Linked DNA regions of Homo sapiens: region 2 is linked to region 1. The links are chromatin loops, found by intact Hi-C in ENCODE. Cell type or tissue: endothelial cell of umbilical vein. All regions are shown on one strand. Each heading gives the region's core, and the rest is flanking DNA. Links, peaks and the distances in the headings are about the cores only.

Region 1 (8,334 bases), core at 87-8,086:
TGATGCCTGGATCCAGCTATGCCTGAAACTTACATTTTGACTTCCCAGATACTTAAGCCAATAAATTTTGCCTTTTCCTTAAGTTAATTTGGTATGGGTGTTTTGTTTTGCTTTTCCGTCATTTATATCAGAAAGAGTGCTAATACACTCCCCATAAAATATGATCTGACTGGATGTTTTGGTACCATTTGTTCAGGTGGGCCACTGCAAGGCAGCACTCTCCCACGTTACCCCACACTCACATGTGGCAGGTCTTCCTTGCTGCCCTCATCTTCTGGCTGCCTGACCCTCAGCTGCCAGACAGCATGGGTGACCTCACTCCTGCAGACCCCTGCAGAGCACAATGACCATGCCATAGTGTTTAGGGCAGGAGAACCACAGTTGGGGCCACTTTGCTGAAGTCTAGCCCAGGCACCTTTAAACTGACAAATACAGTTATCTAAGGGAAAGTGAGCAGACAGTGCAGGGCAGGTTCAGCAAGAGGGAGTTGTTGAAGTTTTCCTGTTGCCCTGACAGGCAGCTTCCAAAGCTGGTTCTGCATGTCCAGCATTTGCTCCAGAGAGAGATGCAGCTTGTCTGCCTTGGCTCATCTGTGTGTCAAGGGGAGGGTTGGGAAGGAAGAGTAAGCACTGATATCCACAGACAAAGAGAAGTGAAGTTGGCTTGCATTTGATGTATCCAAGCCCTGTGACATGCCACTGAGGGTACCGGCTCCTGGGGTAATGCACATTCCTACGTGTTTGTTTGACAGCCCAGCACTAGGGTCACCATGTCACTGCCCCAGCCTTGTTAGTGACAGCACATCTGGGAAAAAAAAAAAACAGACCTTGATGGCATTTCCTTCCGCTTTGACCTGTGAGGGGCTTTCACAGACGTCAACTCATCTGAGTCTCACACTGAGCACGAGGGCATGAGGGGACAGGGCAGGGGTGAGTCTCTCCCATGTTTTATGTGAGGAGACTGAGGTTGAGAGAAATTAAATCACTTTTGCAAAGCCATATTGGAAGCCCTGGGCCTTACTTCCCCTGCTTTGGCTTTTCCCAGTTGTGTCTCACCTTGACCATCTGATCCACCCACTCCCAAAATCCATGAAGGCCAAAGCAGTCCCTGCATTATCTTGCCCAGCCCTGGAATGAGGCAGGAATTTCATCAATACACACACAAGCAAGCCACCCCAACACACATGTATTCATACACACATACATCTACTCACAGGCATGTAGACTCATTCACGTATTCACATGTTATACCTGCATGTGTATGCTGTACATTCAAGCATACAGGCTTAACACAAACGCATATGCAAATATTCATGCATACACATAGCATGAAGACACACACACACATACACACACACACGGTGGAGTCAATACCCTGCCACCCTCCTTAGGCAAGTTCACAATACTCCTAGAACTGATGCCTGGATTCCTCCATTGAGCCGAGCCATCCAGTCTGCAACACCCCCCAGATTCCAGCAATCTCATCCAAGATCAAGATCTGAATTTTTCTTTAGTTATATTCTCTCACGGATGCTCCAGAGCTATAGTACTGTCACAACAGCCGAAATAAAATCTGTCACTAACATATGTAGAAATTCAATAAACAGGAGTTGTGATCTGGTGAAAGACTATGGGACTCGTTCACTGATACCAAAGCCAGACAAGGAGAGCACGCAAATAAAAAAACCATAGTCCAGCTTCACCAAACCAATGCAAAATAGTTCACTGTTACCAAACCAATGCAAAACTCCAAATAAATATTGACAGGTCAGATTAGAAAACTATAGTCCAACTTCACCAAACCAATGCAAAATTCCAAATAAATATTGACAGGTTACATTTAGAAAACTACAGTCCATCTTTACCAAACTAATGCAAAATTCCAAATAAATATTAACAGATAAGATTTAGAAAACCGTAGTCCATCTTCACCAAACTAATGCAAAATTCAAAATAAATATTGACAGGTCAGATTTAGAAAACCATAGTCCATCTTCACCAAACTAATGCAGAACTCCAAATAAATATTAACAGGTCAGATTTAGAAAACTATAGTCCATCTTTATCAAACTAATGCAAAATTCCAAATAAATATTCGCAGGTAAGATTTCAGAAACCATAGTCCATCTTCACCAAACTAATGAAAATTCCAAATAAATATTAACAGATCAGATTTAGGAGCATAATCAAAGAAATACGAGAATCATGAAGTAAGGCATCTATTTAATTCACTACATTAATTCAGTCAAAAATATTTAGCATTATTTGAACACTTACTTTTTGCCAATATAGTATTGGCTTCTGTATAGAACAATGGAACAGAATAAATGATTAATATAACTAAGCCTATATATATACATATATCAAAATGGATATATATATAAATGGAAGAGGAGATTTCAGAAATAGACCCATAATAATAATAATGGTGACCATTTAAATTAGAAGAGAAAGGAAAGACTATCCAATACATGGTATTGACAAGACTGCCCTCTTACAAAAGAAAAAATAAAATTAGATCCTACTCCACACCATTCAAAACAATAAATCCCAGATGCACTAGAGTTCAACATAGAAACCAAAACTACGAAGTATGCTCCATAACAAATGAATTCAGACACAACATGACCAGTGGCTGGCAATTAGTTCTCATCTTCAACAGCTCGATAACACTGACCCCACACTTTAAGTGACAAAGTATGTTTTGGGTTTCACTTCTAGCATTACGGTGTGATTTTTAGCATTCTAGAAGAAAGCATAGGAGAATGTTTTTACAACCTTGAGACAGGGAGAAGACCTTCCTAAGCAAGACACAAAATGCAGTAGCTGTAACAAGAAAGATTGACAGATGTGAACTACATCAGAATCAAGTCCTGTCAAATTAAAACCAGCAAGTGAAGTTAAAAAGTAAAACACTGTACACAATCCAAACATTTTTCAATAGATAAATCATTAATACCTGATTACATTAACACCTGATTATAATAATTAAACTTGATTACATAATTTATCATACAATCATTTTACAGACTCTTAAATAGTGGTTACAAAGAATGATGCAAAGTTACATGTACTGGTATGAAAAAGTCTCCACGACATAGAGCTACATGTCAAAAATGAGTCACAAAACTGGTTAAATAGATAGGTAGATAGATAGATTAGATAGGTAGATAGATAGATATGTAGACAAACAGAGAAAGAGAGAAAGAGAGAGAGAGAGATGATAGATATAGATCCCATTCCTTTTTTAAAAGTGTTTAAAAATTATGAAGCTTCATAGAAAATGAACTATACTCATAATGAACTGTTAATGGTGATTATATTTAAGGAGGAGAATGGAGTCAATAGATGAGGGATGAATTTAACTTTTCACTCTATATGCTTATGAATTGTTGAGTTTTGACAAAGAGAATGTATTCATGGATTTCTTTGTGTGATATATAAAAGGCAAAACCATAACATTTGGAATTAGACTGTTCAGCTGCCAGCCCGGCTCAAGTGTTTATTAGCTTCCTAACCTGCAGCAATTTGCCTATCAAAATAAGGCAAGAACACCTACCTCATAAACATTGTATGAGCAATGAATAAAGTAAGTTAAAACTACTGCTTATTGAGCACCCACTGTATACCAGGTTTTTAAAATGCACTATTGCCTTTTAAATACACTATTCTACTGAACTACAGTGTAGTAAAAGCCTTGTAAGGTTGCTATAGCGTTTTGCATGTCAGGAAACTGAAACCCAGAGAAGTGAAGTAAACGGCCCAAGATCACAGGGCTGGTAAGTAGCAGAGCTAGCATGAGACCTGTGTCTTTTCTGCTCTAAGACCAGTGCCAGTTCCTCCCATGTTCACCACTCCAGGTCCTTTTATTTTTTGCTAAGAGGAGTGGTGCTTACACTGGGCTTAGGCAACACCCCAGAATAAACCTCAGATCAGCTGCACTACAGCCCCCAGCCTAGACCCTGCAGAAAGGGGAGCAGGAATTACTGACTCAAAGCCGCAGTCGATTACTCACAGACGACGTATGCAAGCTCCCATCTCCCACTTCCTCTGAAATAGATAACAACAGCTATTTTAGCCTGAAATGCCACTGGCATAAACGCATGAAAAGTCGTAAATCTGGAATGATAAAAACTCATTGTAAAATAGCAGTCAGGGATTTGGATGATAAAACCCCATACCCTGCTCCAGCCAGCTGGGACCCCCACTCTGGAGACGCCCAGCCAAAGAAGGGAGAAGAAAAAAGGGGGACATAGGGGAGATCAGTACCATATACAGTAGGAGGCTAATCAGAACTTTCCTTGCCGGAAGCTGAACAGACATTTAACACCAGGAATGGCTAACTGCATATTTTGAATTGTTTACAGCAGTGTACACAGTCTGATTTCTCTCTGTCGACTCCAAATTTTCATGAAATCCGATATACCTACAAATACTGACTAACCCTTTTAAAAGGGCTATTATGTGCTAGGAACTGTTCTAGGATTTTCCACAAATTAATCCATCTAATTCTTACAATAACTCAATTATTATTCCAATTCCCCAGATGAGGAAACTGAGGCACAGACCAGTTTGGTAAGTTGCCCAAGGTCCCAAAGCTAGTAGTAAGTGACAGGCCCAGGCAGTGTGACTTCAGAGTCCTCACTGTTCACCATCATTCCATATTTCCTCTCAAATATTTGGCATGGGGATAGGAGGGGGATGCATCAAAATCAAAGAAGGGGCTGAAAGTCAGGTCTGGGTTGACGTAGTGCAGATAGGTTAGTCTCAAGCAGAAAAGGACCCTGAGAATGTCAAGAATACTCAGAAATCTAGAGAAGAGGTCAGGCGCAGTTGCTCATGCCTATAATCCCAGCACTTTGGGAGGCCAAGGCGGGTGGATCACCTGAGGTCACGAGTTCGAGACCAACCTGGCCAACATGGTAAAATCCCAGCTCTACTAAAAAAACACAAAAATTAGCTGGGCAGATGGCATGCACCTGTAGTCCCAGATACTTGGGAGGCTGAGGCAGGAGAATCACTTGAACCCTGGAGGTGGAGGTTGCAGTGAGCTGGGATCGCACCACTGCACTCCAGCATGGGTGACAGAGCGAGATGCCATCTCAAAAAAAAAGAAACCTGGAGAAGAGAGTCGAACTGCTGAGGGGATGGAATGAGGTTTCAAGTCAATCTGATCTGGATCTCAAGGGTTCTGGAGCCATTGTATGGGTTATGTTTCTGAAAGACTTTACCACTTTCCCTCCCTCAGATCTCTCTTGGTGGTCAGTCCTAATGTGTGCTGGGTGTGGCATCCTCAAGTCCCTTGGCAGCTGGGCCCCTCCCTTTCAGTGCCTCTTTTAGGGCTCAGTTCTATTATACCTTTGTCCTTACTTGGTTGTGTTAGGATTTAAAGGGATTAATCTCACCTCTGCCTCACTGCCCCCAGGGCACATCTAAAATTATAAATACAGAAGTCCGATGGAGGATAAACTATCACCTATAATCTTGGTACTGCTTAATTAGAGGACACAGCCGACTTCCCCTGGTTAAATAGGTTCTTGCAACTTTTCCCTAAATCCAGCCCAAAGTTCTTCGGTGGAAATTTCTGTGATGATGAAAATGTCCCATATCTGATCCCAAGGTGTTTACACCTTGGCAGGAGGCTAGAGTTGCAGGAGAATACAGGGCCTGCACTCTGCACTCTAGAGGGTGCCATTTGCTCCCTGTCTGCAAATGCACTCCTGGAGTTTTGCAGTGCACCACCTGAGCAGCTGTCTATGGGAGCTCTGGAAGAAAGCCTACATCCTGCAGACAGGCCAAACTGAAAGGAGAAAGAGAGGAAGAGGTGAACATCAATCAGATTAAGCTCTCCTCATCCCTTGAGGGAAGATCCAGCAAGAAAAAAGTAGGAAGTGCATTACTTCCAAATTCTTTACCTCCTGGAAAGTGGGGCAAAATTTCCTCATGAAAACATGAGAATAGGGGAAGAAATTTCTCCTAAAGAACTGTCTGGGTCAAAGCACCCAGCTACTAGTTGGCTGGAGGGAAGATTCCTCTCCACACTACAACATACCCAACACCCCCACCCCACCACCACCACCACCAAATGCTCTCAGGACTGACACAGCCAGGAGACTGATAAGACCAAAAGTCTTTCACTGGCTAAGATCACCCTTAGTCCACAAAAATGTTGTATGGGGCTGCTGTGGAGGGCTAAGTGAAATCAGCATTCTTCACCTCTCTCTCTGCCTTAGTCCAGTTAGCCATGCTCTTCCTCCCTTAAAGAAGAAGAGTCATAATTTTAGCCACAATTTTCCACACTACCTAGTGCCTTAACAAACAGAATTTATCTGGCTTCATCCTCACACAGTCAGGGAAGCTCCAACTCCAATCACATTCCTTCCAATGAGTTTGAGGAGTCAGGGGTGGCAGGGGCTCAACTATGCTCACCAATGTCCCCTCCCAGCTAAGAGGCATCAGCCGCTGCTGCTTTTCTCTCCTGTGCCCGCGGTGACATCTCCTGCCCTCCTCACATCCTACCCAGGTTGGGTGAGCTCACAGCTTGACTTATTCTTCATTCCAGGCCCTCTGAAATGCTACAGAGCTGAGCCACCTGGAGCCACCAGTGTCTGACAAGAGTCACTGACAGTGTTCCCTTGACTTTCCCACCTACTTTGTGACCATGGCCTCTCTGTCTGGGGCTCTGCCTTGGACAATAAGCAGTGTTAGGCAGATGGCGAGACACGGAGATGACACACATGTGGCTTGAGGGCAAGAAGAGGGAAGCTTTGATGGGCTGAGCATGATGTCTTCCCTGAGGAATAAGATTCGATCTAAGACCTGAACAGTGAAAAGAGGCAGCTATGCAAAGGGGTTGAGGCAAGAGCAGTCTAGGCAGAGCGAACTTTGTGCAAAGAGCCTGGGGCCAGGACAGGCTGGCTTGTGTCTGAGTAACAGAAAGGAGACCAGTGTGACTGAAGCTAAGTGAGCAAGGACAAGATTAAGATAATGTCTCTAAAATGCCTGAGATTTCTTAAGTGCTTAAATAAATGGCAGCTGCTTGCAAAGGCAAGTAGTGCACAGAGAAACAAATGTTTGTCTCTGTTTAGTATCTTTTGATGAGGGCCTACTCCATGCCAGCCACTGGGCTAGGGACTGCCTTGAGTGATTGTGGTGATCATATTCTGGTCATGAGAGAGGGATTGCTTTTATTCCCATTGTACAAACGGATTTTGCCAAATTGAGCAAATAAAAACACAAAATGCCTACTTAAATTTGAATTTCAAACAATAGATAATCTTTCAGTTCAAGTATATCCCATGCAATATTTGACACATACTAATGGAGAAATGAAATACAATGAAGAAATTGTGTTTTACATTGAAATATGTATTGCCCACCTAATAGGTGCCAGGTATGGCCCAGTAAACAAAGATAATAAAGCCTGACGTCAGCCCTTGAGGAACACCTACCATTGCTCTAATGGAGAGCATTACAGCTCAGTCTTTCTGGAGGAAATTAGGTGATGAAAATCAAAATCCTTAAAAATATTCTTATTTTTTGGCCTAGAAATTCCACTGTATATGACTTTCTGATACATTAGCTAATTTTGTAAGTTCCTAACATACATCATTATTTTTTTTGCAGAGCAAGCTACAATTGCAAAACATCATTTCTTCCATCAAAACAAATAACATGCCAGGTGTAATGGCTCACTCCCATAATCTCAACACTTTGGGAGGCCAAGGCAGGTAGATCACTTTGAGCTCAGGGGTTTAAGAACAGCCTGGGCAACATGGTGAAACCCCATCTCTACAAAAAATACACAAATTACCGGAGTGTAGTGGCCTGTGCCTGTAATCCCAGCTATTCAGGTGGCTGAGGCATGAGAATCATTTGAACGTGGGAGGCAGAGGTTGCAGAGAGCCAAGATTGCGCCATTGCACTCCAGCTGGAGCAACAGAGTGAGACCGTCTCAAAACAAAACAAAACAAAACAAAAACACAAACACAAACACACAGAAAAAAACAAATCAAAAAGAAATCATGTGGACTAATGTCCTCTTTTTTAAAAATGTTTTATTTCCATTGGTTTTGGGGAACAGGTGGTATTTGGTTTCATGAGTAAGTTCTTTAGTGGTGATTTGTGAGATTGTGGTGCACCCATCACCGCAGCAGTATACACTGCACCAAATTTGTAGTTTTTTATCCCTTACCCGCTCCCACCCTTTCCCCCAAGTCCCCAAAGTCCATTGTATCATTGTTATGCCTTTGCATCTTCATAGCTTAGCTCCCACTTATGAGTGAGAACATACGATGTTTGGTTGTTTTCCATTCCTGAGTTACTTCACTTAGAA
Region 2 (8,334 bases), core at 217-8,216, 60 kb after region 1:
TGTCAAAAATAGATTATCCCTGGATTCCAGAATCACGGGTGATGGTAATTTTCTTCTTTCTAGTTCATAAATTCTCCATACATGCTCCCATGAACAGATATCACTTTTATAATAGGAAAAAAATCATGCAGTGCCATAAAAACCATCTACGGCCAAAGCTGCGGGCCAGGCGCAGCCATACCTTGTGACAATAGTGCACAGCAGAGACGATCTGCCGGAAGAAGTGCCGGGTCTCCCTCTCACTGAGGCGTCGCCGCTCACTGATGTAATCGTACAGCTCCCCTTTGCTGGCATATTCCATGATGATCACAATCTTATCTTTGTTCTCAAACACTGCAGAGGGAAAACAGCAATACACAAACACCCCGTTTAGCCAACAAGCTCACTTATGCTACAGAGAATGCGAGAGAGGACAACGGAGATGTCGCCAGGCAGAGGATCGACTGATGGGTCAGAACACAAATCAGCCAATTCAGCATCACGAGGCGTGGGGCGTGCTGTCCCGCCAGGTGGAAAATGGTGTGTGTCACCACCACTGTTCCTGGACACGCCTTTGTCATGCTAAGGGAAATGTGGTTCCCTTTTCTGAGGACCCCACTTTCCTTGTCAAGATCATTTCTCATACCCTCTCCCAGAACGGCTTTCCTGTAGACAGGATGATGGGTAACAACAAACACAACCAATAATTTATTAACCACTGGATACGGACCAGGTAGCCGGCCCTGACAGAGCTACTCTGACCCCAAAATGGGTGCTCAATCTTGTCATCTCTTTATAACTTCCCATCTCAGGCAAATAAAACCCAAAGCTTTTAATGTGGCCCACCAAGTCGTGCACGATCCCATGGGCCCCTCTCAGCCCTACTACACACCCATTCCATGTATTTATTTATTCTGTCTCCCCCAGTCAAATGTAAAAGGGGGTTGTCCTGTTTCACTCACTGGTGTATCCTCAGCACCCAGAACAGTATTTGGCACAGAGTAACATAGTAGGAGCTCAGCTAATATTTATTAAATGAGTAAACTCAAACTACATAAAGGCATTTCTGAACATTAATAATAAATAACAATATAGCACTTACTGTGCACCAAGTTTGTGTGTAAGGTTTTAAGTACCTCACATGTACTGACTCATTTAAACCCTATGACAAATAATCAGGGAAATATCTGTAATTTTACCATTTGAAAGATGAAGGCACTGAGGCCTAGGGAGGTTAAGAAACTGGCACGGCCTGCAATCAGGCAGTTTGGCGTCAAAGATCAAGTGCAGAACTACCAGATGAGATGGCCTCCCAAAGAGCTGGCTGGAATCAGCAGGGCTCCAGTCCCCAGCATGGATGGGGAACTAATGCCGCAGGTTGCAGGGCCGCTGCTACTATGATCTCAAGCCGGTTCCCGGCCACCAGGTCCAGCCCCTTCTCACTCAACCTCCACACCACCAAGGAAACAGTCTTCCCAAATGCTTGTAAATGCTTCTTTCTACCCAATGCTGATGCTCTCTAGCCGTTATGTTCAAAGTCAGGGTTCCAGGCAGATGGCCAGGGACCCATGCAAGGAGGCAGGGAGAAGGGAGGCCACAAATGACAGGCTGTCCAAAGCCACTCCATTGCCACCTGTTTCATACTTTGGACTTTCACATAAGATGTCCTTTGAGCAAGGATAAAATAAGCAATATTTGTTTTGAAATCCATCATCACTCTTAAGGGATATAGTACAAAAACCTTTGTAGGCTACCCAAGACCCTCCCTGAAGGTCCCCTGCCTACCTCCCTCCATCTCATCCACTTTTCTAACATTTCCATCAGGCCCCCTATGCCCAGCACCCTAATTCATTAGCCAAGACTGTGCTCATATGTGGTTTCCACAGCGCCCCTCCCACTGCACTAGTCAATACTTGCCTCATAGCACGTGCAAACTGTGCAGGTTTATTTCTTGGTTTACATACCCAGGTCCTCTGCCTAGACGGACAGAGCTAAAAACTATAGTGTTGGAATGAGATACTCCTAGGGCTGTGTGATTCTAGGGATGTTGCTTGCCCTCTCTGGGCCTCAGTTTAGTCAACTACAAAACGTGAATAATATTAGCAAGTACTTAGAACTGCTGGGAGGACTTATTGATACCAGTTTGTTCAATGTTTACAAGGCCTTCCCCTTACAGCATACACTCAATTATGTTAGCTATTATTGTTGCTATCAATATTAATTCATCCCCAGAGCCTAGCACCAAGGCAGACACACATTCAATGAAGAACTGAGTTGACCTGGAACCTACCCTAGGCCTGGGTCCCCTGTCCTCCCATACCTTGTTGCTGGCTGCTAGAAGCTCAGACCCCTCCAGTTCCTTTTTGGCTCCTTCAAGTCCAGCCAAACCTCCCTGATAAAATGAAGGGGGAAGGAGGAGGGTAGGGAGGAGGAGGAGGAGAGAACATCCAGATAAAATTGGCTGCTCCAGCGTCTGCTGGCCTCGGTGTACCCTGCAGCTTTGGCTCCTGCCAGGGATTTCAGCCTGTTGTGCACTTTTCATTAACAATAAACCTTGGAAACTGGAAACACCCCGACTGCCTCGGGATGCATGGCCCAGGCCCCAAAAATGAAAGAGTGATAGGCCCTGGAGAGGGCAGCGGGTTTTCTAATTTTAAAAAGGAGGGATGTAGGAAGAAGGAAAGTACTTTGACAGGTAAATAAACAAGAAGACTCACACCCCAAAGAGTCTGGCACGTCTTTAAGGGAGCCAAAGCCTCTGGCCCTTCAGCGACTGTCGGGAGGTGTGAGCCACTTGCCTCACACAGACAGAAGGGCTGTTTCAGTGGCTGGATTCTTCCCTCTCCAACTGGCTGATTTGGTATCAAGGAGACACAAACACAATTCGGTTCAATACAGTCCAATACACCAAATATTTTACTAAGCAGCTTCCATCAATCAGTCCTACTGATCCTGTCTCTACAATATATCCCGAGTCTGGCCAGGTACGGTGGCTCACGCCTGTAATCCCAGCCCTTTGGGAGGCTGAAGCAGGTGGATCACTTGAGGCCAGAAGTCACCAGACTGGCCAACATGGTGAAACCCCATCTCCACCAAAAATATAAAAAATTAGCCGGGTGTGGTGGCAGGTGCCTGTAACCCCAGTTACTGGGGAGGCTGAGGCAGGACAATAGCTTGAACCCAGGAGGTGGAGGTTGCAGTGAGCCGAGATCACACCACTGCACCCCAGCCTGGGCAACTGAGTGAGACTTCATCTCAAAAATAAAATAAAATATATCGCAGATCTGTCCACCTGTCTCACCTCCAAGGACATCCCTTACCCCCATCCTTTCTGGTTGCCAGACCTCACACTTGCCTCCCTGCTGACTGCATTTGGAGGGGTCAAGAAATAGTTCCAAATGCATATTCCATGGAGTACTCATTCTGCAAGCTATCTTGAAGAAGAAAAAATTCCACAGTCAAACCCAAGCCAAACATTAATACTTGATGGTCCTCAGAGAGCCTGGTTTCCTTAACTCAGAGTTCTGCCAGTTGATTGGGCCATTTCAATCCTCCTATTGGCATCCAGAAGAACTCATATGGAGCCAGTTTGGGAAACACTGGATGAATGAGATGATACCCGAGGGATAAAACTGGCCCCTCATTCTCTCAGGCAGGGCCAGTGAGCAATCTGGTCAGAGAACTGTCCGAGCAGCCAGGCCTGGCTCTGGGACACCATCCCCCAGTCCCCCATAGGAAGAAGCCCAAGTCTCACGGTCAAGGCCCTGTCACCTTAAATTAATTGAGAGCAAAGAAGATTTCTAGATTTCAAGCCTCAGTGTTTCATCAAGGAGGCCAGAGCTGTTACAGATGAAGCTTCTTGAAGCCTTTCTTAATAACAGCAAAATTTGCTGTAGGCTTACCATGTGCAGGCACCATGCTAATAATCATTCTGCATGAATTACATCATAAGGATTCGGTACTATGAGGATCCCCATTTTACAGATGAGAACACCTGGGGCGACAAGGTGAATAATAATTCCCATAACTACAAAGAGTACGAGGCATAGCCAGCACTGGGCCCAGCAGTCTGACTGCTACCCCCAAGCTCTCAGCCATTCCATTACTACTCATATATATCAACCCCTCTGACCCTCCGCCTCCTCATCAGTCCAATGAGACTAGTAATTTCCTCACAGGTCTATCGCCCTCAGCACGGTGCCCCGGCCAGTGCTCAACGAATGGAAGCTGTGCTCATAATTACTTCATCAGCCACTTAGGCAGCTCTAGCAAAACAAAACCCTAAGACTTTCCTCTCCCTGCTGGCATCGCTCTTTAAAACATGTTGTGGCTGCCACAGAATCACAGGATTTTCGAGCAGGAAAGGACCTTAGAGATTGGGTGTTATTTTTCCAGAATAGTCCAGGATTTATAATGTATAAGAGCAAGGCCTTGGGAATTAATACTGAAGAATGAGCAGCTTCCACACCCTTGGCCCAACGCTCCTTTGCCCGTGCTTAAGGTCACTATCTACAAGGTGACAGGGATACTCTTGGCCATTCTTCTAGCAAAAAAAGGCTGCTTCCCTTGGGCACTTTTACAACTGGTTATTTATAAGCCCAGAAATCTTGTCTGTGTTTATGTTATTAGTCACTAAGCAAAAGCTTATTTTCCACCAGTTGGGAAGGGTTTCCTTTCTGAAAAATGAAAGCCTGTGTCTCTTGGCCAGACAGTTTTACCCAGAGGCCCGGTGGCTCCAGAATGGTAAGGAAAACTATGGCCCTTGACATGCCAGGCCTACCAGGAAAATTAAATCCCTGAATAGAAACTTAGCTCAGCCTGAGTCAGCCCACAGCACTGGGGCCATGGCCAGGTGGTGTACAGCCTGGTTTTTAGCACAGCAGAAAGCACCTACTATGCAGATGGCACTGGGGATACCGAAAGAAGACTTTTCCCAGTTTGGAGGGGAAGGAAAGGCAGGCCAGGTAGAAGGGTCAGCATGAGGAAGGGAACAGAGCAGAAACAGAACCGCCAGCAGCTGGCAGGGCCAGGGACTAGGAGGAGAGAAAGAAGACGGCGATGAATAAAACACAAGACCTTGAAAGCCCACAAGGAGCTGCAGGTGAGTCACACAGGCAACCAAACATCGCCGAGAACAATCCAAGAGACAGGAGCAAGGCACAGGACAGCATCCAGGATCCTGGACCTGTGAAATTGTCTGGGGCTCAATTTTTTCCAGGAGACTTCCCAGACAGGGATCTCTCCTTCCCTAGAAAGCTTGTAATAAGAATAGTTAATATTTATTGAACAGTTACTACATGTCATGGATTAAAACATTTATTCCTCACAATAATCTTATGAGATAGGGATCCATATTATCCCTACTTTATAAATAGGGAACCAAGCCGGGGATGGTGGCTCACACCTGAAATCTCAGCACTTTGGAAGGCCGAGATGGGAGGATTGCTTGAGGCTGGGAGTTTGAGACCAACCTGGTCAACATAGCGAGACCTCATCTCTAAAACAAAAAATAAAATAAATAAATAAATAGGGCACCAGCACTCACATCAAGAAACAATATTGCCAGCCCCCTGCAAGCACCCCTGCCATGCCCTCTTTCTGTCATTAATCATCTCCCCAAAGATACAGATACACCAATACCATGAATATGAGGAATATGAACCAAAATCGTAGATGAGTTTTGAAGTTCTAAAAACTGGAGTCATAGCCGGGCGTGGTGGCTCATGCCTGTAATCCCAGCACTTTGGGAGGCCGAGGCGGGTGGATCATGAGGTCAGGAGACCGAGACCAGCCTGGTCAACATGGTGAAACCCCGTCTCTACTAAATATACAAAAAATTAGCTGGGCGTGGTAGTGGGCACCTGTAATCCCAGCTACTCAGGAGGTTGAGGGACAAGAATCGCTTGAACCCAGGAGAAGGAGGTTGCAGTGAGCCAGCCTGGTGACAGAGCGAGACTCTGTCTCAAAAAAAAAAAATGGAATCACGTAGTATACCTTCTTTTGTCATTAATTCAACATGTTTGTGAGAATAATCTACGTTGCTCAATGTCGTCAAAGATTGTTCATTCTCATTGCTCTAGAGTACTCCATTATGTGAATGTATCGTGTGGTTTATTTATCCATTCTACTGTTGATAGACATTTGGGCTGTTTCCAGTTGAGGGTTGTTATGAATAGTATTACTGTGGATATCCTTGTGCATGTCTTTTGATGCACATCTGTACGCATTTTTGTTGGGTAGATACCCAGCAAGATTGGATGGCAGATTTGTGCAACTCAAAAGCGCATGTTCTCGCCATGACTCTCCACCCCCTTCCTCCATCATACAGTTCTGCTTTTTGCATTACATCCAGTAAAGGTTCTCCTTCATTAAATGGAGCCAAACTTACTGATTTTTCTGAAATGGCTTTATTATCAGCCGATTTGAGGCATTTATCTGGGCATTTTGGTACATGTTAAAGGGAATACAAAAGAGGAGAAGGCACAGTCATTAACCCCAAGGAGTTGCTTTCGAGTTGGAAATGACCAGTACTTAAAAAATAATTCAAGAGCTAACCTGTACAGTACAGACTTTAAGTACCTGGACAATCAGAAAGATCAGTGAGGTCAGCCAGAAGGGGCCTGAAAAGATTTCTAGAAAAAGCAGGCATGGAACTGAACCACCCAAAATGACCTGGGTTTTGCTTTTGAGATAGTTTCACCATTGTTTCAACATATCCTAAAATACCCGAACTCTCCTTTTTCTTTGACTATTCCACTGGCAGGCCTTCCTTCTTCCCAGACACCAACTTAAATTATTTTTCTTGTTTGCTGTTTATTTTCCATTTCAAAGGATAGTAGGGATTGGTTGCTATAGCAACAGCTACTTCTCCACATTAATCCTGAATTTCATCAGATGTTCGGTTTGACAGTCCCGTTCTGCCCTCTGATCATCTGGTTTTCACAACCAGGCTAATGACCCAGCTCCCAGAGACTGCCTCCTGCAGCTCTCGAGGTTAACAACACAACTTGTAGAACTTGAGAAAATGTGTATTATAAAAACAGTGCTCTGGTCTGAGGGAAACGCTGATGAGTGAGGAGATCCTGGGATTTTAAGCATCCACTGGCCACGTGACAGCCGAATATACTGGACTGTTTTGGAAGAAAGAAGCCTGGAAAGCAGAGAGGATGAGGATGAATTTACAGGATGCCCCAGGAAGGGTCAGTTTTTAAAAAGGGACAATTTCTTTCTGTAACCTCCAGGGAGGAAGAGTCTTTTGTTGAGTTTTTTGGTTTGTTTGTTTGTTGAGACAGGGTCTTGCTCTGTCACACAGGTGGGAGTGCAGTGGCAAGATCTCAGCTCACTGCAACCTCCGCCTCCCAGGCTTAAGTGATCCTCCTGCCTCAGTCTCCCAAGTAGCTGGGACTACAGGCACGTGCCACCACTCCTGGCTAATCTTTGTAATTTTTTTTTTTCTTGGTAGAGACAGGGTTTCGCCATGTTGCCCAGGCTGGTCTCAAACTCCTGAACTCAAGCCATCCGCCCACCTCAGCCTCCCAAAGTGCTGGGATTACAGGCGTGAGCCTCTGCACCCAGCCCATCTGTTGATTTAAAAAAAAAAAGGCCTAGGGCCTAGCAGTGGCCCCAAGAGAATTCTCTCCACACCTTTGCCTTCCATCAGGTCCGTCTCCTAGGTGACAACCAGGGTGCTGCCATTTCTTCCACAGCATTGCCTCCCTAGGCAGCAGCATTTTTGTAATTTTCCCAAAATCTCGGACCGGAGTACCTTTCCACTCCTCAAGGGTGCTCTTTTATTAAAGGTCAGTACAGTCCTCACAGAAAGTAGCTTATCACTTCAAAAATGAAGTGATCTTTTCTTTGAAAGACTGTCTGCAAACCAGTTGAGTCATTTAGTCAATACAAGACTCATTCTTCAAAACTTTCCTCCCTAGAAGTCAATTTCAAACACCTCGTGGGCTCACAGCTTCACTAAATCGTCCTCTGATCTCTTGGATCTGAAAGCCCAGAGCAGTGAGGATGAGAAATTTAAACTGGCATCTCCCTGTCAATAAATCGGTCCGAGTTGATTCAGTGCAGTTCCTGGTTTGCACAACAAAAGACTTTTTTGTTCACTCACTGTCTTTTCTTGAACCAAAACTCTTTCTGGATGTTGGCTGGCATGCCCGAAGAAAACCACAGCCAATGAGGCCACCCACTGCCAGAAGTGGACTCCACGGAAGGCAGAAGAAATGGTAAGAAAGTGTAGAAGCCACCTGCAGAAGAGGGGATGCAGAAGCCTTGCCAAGACCCATCCGTGCCTGCTAGGATTAATAGTGCCAATGGGGCCCAATATCCAATCCTAGGAAGGCAGGGGAC

The links. Hi-C counts contacts between places; a loop is a spot of excess contacts. Peaks named below come from ENCODE experiments on the same cell type or tissue, not always from the same donor. Only the 100,000 strongest peaks of a DNase experiment are listed, where the experiment ranks them.
Region 2: a loop joins it to region 1, with 3 times the contacts of the local background. A loop is called at or near these places in 4 of 110 quality-filtered maps.

The regions. Positions count from the first base shown.
Region 1 is chr12:106,026,642-106,034,975 of GRCh38, forward strand. No RefSeq gene overlaps it. Among named protein-coding and RNA genes, the nearest start is that of NUAK1, 110 kb to the right of the region's middle. In endothelial cell of umbilical vein, for the core only: no CTCF peak of the experiment used is centred there; a DNase peak (open chromatin) is centred at 3,930; H3K27ac peaks cover 1,525 bases.
Region 2 is chr12:106,086,553-106,094,886 of GRCh38, forward strand. NUAK1 (NUAK family kinase 1) reads right to left here. Exons shown (of 7, transcript NM_014840.3): 3 at 182-333. Among named protein-coding and RNA genes, the nearest start is that of NUAK1, 48 kb to the right of the region's middle. In endothelial cell of umbilical vein, for the core only: no CTCF peak of the experiment used is centred there; a DNase peak (open chromatin) is centred at 4,659; H3K27ac peaks cover 1,646 bases.